2 separate regions of the Mus musculus genome follow, and region 2 is linked to region 1. The links are chromatin loops, found by intact Hi-C in ENCODE. Cell type or tissue: left cerebral cortex. All regions are shown on one strand.

What was found. A loop is a pair of places that touch in the nucleus more often than their neighbours do. Peaks named below come from ENCODE experiments on the same cell type or tissue, not always from the same donor. Only the 100,000 strongest peaks of a DNase experiment are listed, where the experiment ranks them.
Region 2: it touches region 1 in a loop (2.3-fold over the local background); 4 of 42 quality-filtered maps call a loop at or near these places.

The regions. Positions count from the first base shown.
Region 1 is chr1:52,596,343-52,598,842 of GRCm38, reverse strand. It overlaps a transcript of Nemp2 not described here. Among named protein-coding and RNA genes, the nearest start is that of Gm28178, 17 kb to the right of the region's middle. In left cerebral cortex, no CTCF peak of the experiment used is centred here; DNase peaks (open chromatin) are centred at 338, 833 and 1,364; H3K4me3 peaks cover 347 bases.
Region 2 is chr1:52,519,171-52,521,670 of GRCm38, reverse strand. Gm553 (a long non-coding RNA gene) reads right to left here. Exons shown (of 6, transcript XR_373402.2): 6 at 968-1,463. Among named protein-coding and RNA genes, the nearest start is that of Gm553, 16 kb to the right of the region's middle. In left cerebral cortex, no CTCF peak of the experiment used is centred here; DNase peaks (open chromatin) are centred at 7 and 1,293.

The DNA.
Region 1 (2,500 bases):
ACCTCAGCAGGGCGCTGTTGGCAAAGACCAATACCCTTGCATTTATCCCTTTCTGAACTTGGTTGTTGTTGGTTGTGGTAAGATGGGGTCTTCCGTACCCCAGGTTAGCCTCAAACTTCCTATAAACTGAGACAGTCTTTAACCTGATCCCCCTGCCTCTGCTTTCCCAGTGCTGGGATCACAGCTGGGTAGCGCCATGTCCCACCCACGTTTGCTTTTGATTAATTGTACAGACTCCCACTCCATAGCCAAGTCCTTCTACGTTCTCTCTCCATGCCTAAATCAGTAGGCAGCATGTGGCAGTTTATCTCCATGAACCATGGCTCCCTGTCTGCCTCATGTTACCATGCCATTTCAGGCTTGAATGCAGTAGATTTTAAAATCCCATATAAGGTTAGAACAGTGACACTATCTCTTTAGGGCATTAAGGATTATTTTGGATGGAAACTCTAAGCTCATCTTCCACTCATCCCTGGCTCTGCCCGGGTCCTACTTGTGCACAAAGGCAACTCTGAGGTCACTTTTACAAGAGAGGACAGGCAGAAAAAGTGCCCTGCAAAAGACATGGGAATGTTCAACACCAATTATCAGGCGGAAAAAAAGAAATAGCCACAGACCAGAAATAACTTAAGTAATAATTTTAAAACTTTAGATCATCCATCGGTAAAGCAGCCTGGTCAGCTGGACTCTGCTTCAGTTTTGACTCCCAGTTTTCTAAGGCTTTTTAAAAATGCTTGGACTGTTTCCTTGAGACATTCGCATGCAAAGCTGTGGCTGCTGTCTCCAGCCGCCCACACATACCTGCCCTCCTCCTCCCTCTGACTCAGCGCCCAGCCTCCGCCCACGCCCGCTGACTCGGTGACCCGCACCCACTTCCCACAAACCTACGCGCTCCTCTCCTTCACACAGGTACAAATATTCACACTCCCACTGCTCAGCAAACAACGCACACTACTAATGGGGGGGAGGGGGAGGCATGCTTTTCCTAATGACCATTATGTTTCTTTTAATTCACAAGCTTTACACAGCACAATGAGTAGCTGATGAACTTATTTATGCTTAAATTGGTTTTTCAAAACTCCCTCGTGTTCAAAACTGGATTATTCTATTTTTAAAAAACTCCACCAAAAAAAAAAAAATGTATACACCGAGTGTTGCACCTTTTTTTTTTTTCTTTTTTCTTTTTTCAGGAAGAACAGATGCCCTAGGGTTTGTCCAAATTAAAACTTTTTACTCACATTTTCAGCGATGGCTACACAAAGGCTCACTGGGCTGGGTATTCGCCGTGAGGGTGTTTGAGCTACAGCTGGCATCAGCAGGCTGCCTGACAAGATTAATTGGCAGTGAATTAGACCAGTGCAGTCCAGAGCCAACACCAAAAAGGAGGACCAGCCCACTCATGAGGCCCTGCCAACGCCCAGAGATCTGCTGAGCGTGGGCTGGGGGAAGGCAGGGAGGCCAGTCTCTGCTGCCTTTGTGTTCTCACGGCTCGTACAAGGGTTCATAGCAACGGTTTCTTTCTTTTGCTGTGCATTTGTGTGATATCTGTGTGTCTTGCTACACTGATGCCACAGCGCATGTGCAGAGGTCAGAGGACAACCTTAAGTGTGTCCCCTTCCCTTCCACCTTGTTTTAGGTAGGGTCTCCTGTTCACAGCAGCATGGGACAGGGCTGGACATCCTGATGGCTCCCCATGACTGCCATCAGCTCTGTGTGGGTGCGGAGGTCTGAACTTGGGTCCTTACACTTGTGACCAGAGCTTTATCCTCTGAGCCATCTCCCCAGGCCCCATGGCAACTCTTTTTATTTTTTCCGGGGCTTGATACTATTCTATGTCACAGATGTGAGCAGAAGCAATTCTATTGTAACTCACCTCCTCTTTAAGAAGAGATGCAAGCCAAATCTGGATTTTAAGGAGTGGTGGGTTGCTTTGTGTTTGCTGCTTTGCTTTATCATTCATAATTGATGTGAATTCTTCTGGGAGAAGCAGCGGCCATTTCTGCTCTTCTTCTATCTCTAACAATTGAGAATGTTAGATCTACAATATGCTGGACAGGGAACTGGGAAAAGGATTTCTATCTGGGCCAGACCTCTCAGCCCTCAGTGGTGGGGCCAGTTTTAATCATCTCTGTCCACCTGTCTCACATTCTTTGCTTGAATTTCTACAATTTGATCTGCTTCTGTGCACTTTAGCATTTCTCTGTATTATCCTTAAACTTGAAAGTCTTCTTGGCTCCTTGGAACTTTTTAAGCACTTCTTTGTATGTTTAACTTTGTATCGTTATAGAAAGCAAAGCTCTTCACCACAAGTCCCCATATAAAAAGATGCAAAAGCAAAAAGCAAGTGTCTCACTTCTTAGCCACTGTGCTGGTATGACTACCACCAGGTTCCAAGAAGCTAACTTCCAACAAAATATGGCAGAGTGAACATAAGAATGTCTGTCTTCTGGCTAGGCCAGCAGAGCAGTGTGAGCAAATGAGAGCCTTTGGTTACCACGCT
Region 2 (2,500 bases), 77 kb after region 1:
CTCAGCAGACTGTGGGAACCTGGCCAGTCCCGCCCTCACACCCTGCTGTTTCACTTCCCTGGTCCTTCTGTACCTGACTAGCCCAGGCCCTGGCTGCCAGCTACCCTGCTACTGGCCTCTGGATGTCAGCCATAGCACCAAAGCGTGCCTAGAGGCCAAGTGACTCTGGCCTGGAGGATCCCTTGCTCCACCCCATTTCCGAGGATTTCTGGGTTTTTGATTCCCCAGACTATCTCAGAGGAGAGGACCCTGGGGGTTAGAATCTTGAGGGCTTCTTGAAAAAGAGACCAGAGAGCAGCATCCTGGCTTCTAGGAAGTGAACCTGAGACCCAGAGGACACAGAGCCTGCTGTGACTGCAACTACCAGGGGCTGCAGTTTCCCAAACCTGGAGTGGCCTTCCTGTTGTCACACAAAGAATAATGCGCTCTGTCCAGCCCTCTCAACAGAAACTATGAGCACCCACCAGGGTGGGGGATAGTACGGTCACACATCTGGGCTGAGTATAATGTTTGGGGCTGGATGCCCTGACAGGGAACACAGGCCACTAGAAATTGACAGCAATTAAGAGGAAAAAGGCAAATAGCTTTACAGAGAACAATGCCAGGGAAGAGCCAGGTTTGCCGCTGCTCTCCTTCCATCGCTTCTCTGACCTGAGGGAACATTAGTCATGGACAACATCACCTTCAGCTGTCTGACCACGCAGTACAACCACAACCCTGAATTTGAATTTCTTCTAAATATCAAGAATCTGAACTACAGGAGAGAGACAGATGTGACTGGGGGTCTAGTCTGTTCCAGAATGGTATAGTATACTCTGAGCTGTGCCCGACTCTGCTGCTGCTGCCTGAAGAGACACAGTGGTGGCACCTGCCCTTAATCCCTGCGAGAGAGAGAGAGAGAGAGAGAGAGAGAGAGAGAGAGAGAGAGAGAGAGAGAGAGAGGGGGGGGGGGGGAGGGAGAGGGAGAGAGAGAGAGGGAGATTCTAATGTTCTCTTACATGGTTCCTAAGCCATTGAAAATAGGCTCTGCCCACTGATTTGGTGGGAAACCTAGACAAATCAGTGTCTCTTGGGGTCAAAGCATGGGGCTACTTTTAGTGCTGCTCTCCATTTAAACTGCTGAATTAAGAAACAAGAGTGTCACTTTGCAGATTTTATTTGTTTAGAATTCAAGAGGCCAACCATGACCATCAGTTACAAAATCTCAAGAATTTTTATCACATGATGAGTGTGAATTCTTTTGAAGATGTTGGATGAGAGCCGTCTTTCTAGAGGAGGAAGGCAGTATCTTCCAAGATACAGATCCAACCAGATGACAGATTGGAAAACAGCGGGCCAGCACACAGCCTAACTCCACTCCACTGTGGGAATGGCGCTCACAGGATACGTGGGATCGTGTTGAATGTTCGACCACACTGTCTGTGTTGACAGTACAGCAAAGTTCATTTGTCCGGGAAACAAACCTTAATTTAGACAACACCAGACAACAGTTAGAAGTGGTTGTCTAAGATTGATGTACTGAAATCTTCATATAAGGGTATTTTATTACTTATGTTGAATATGTAACAAAAAAAATCACAAAAATATATGCCTTAAAGCTTATCGGCTACTTGTAATCAAGAGCCTAGTATATGCAAAGGCCTAAGTACTGCATCATCTCAAACTTCACTTGCAATTTGACAAAAGGAATTAATACAAAAAACTTACAAAAATAATAAAATGAATGCCCATGAGCTCACCATCCACACTAAGAAATGATACATTACCCATATAATTAGATGTCTCTCTTCCCCATATGAACCATATCCCTTTCGATCTCTACCAGCTAGCCAGATCTTAAATTCTTTCCAAACATTTATTTTATTGAAAATGTACCCCACGGGTATTTCTAATGTGTGTGTTGAATTTAAAGATTTTAATTCTCCTAAAATAAGAGAAATACAAATGGAGAAAATGGAATTTAGAACTAACATAGCTTATATATACAACATTCATAAGATACCTCAAGTGAGAGTCTGACACATGAAACATGTCTCACACACAGAGAGAATATCTACACAAGAAGCATAACTAGGAGTGAGAAAAGCAAGACATACCTGCCAGTTGTGACACATGAAATATGCAGAAGGCCCTGAAGCTTTCAACATTCATAAATACTGAAGTACTCAATATCTCTAACTGGCCAGCTGCTGGCTCCTCAATTAGATTAATTGCTTTGACAAAGGAAGTCTCAAAACATCCTGGTATATATTCTGTTGTGTGGTTACTAAAATTCACTCTTATGAAGAGCATAATAAGATGCTCTTAAAAAGGAGCAAGCTGAAAAAGGAAAAAATACAAACTATATGGTTCAAGTATTAAAAGGGCACCAAGGAAGTGAAATGGAGATGAATCCTATGTTCAAGGAGAAAAAGAGATTAAGGGAGTGGTGACTTTGGGGCAATATTTTACCTATCTAAGCTTAGGCCCAGGCATGGTGCTCCATACTTTTAATCCCAGG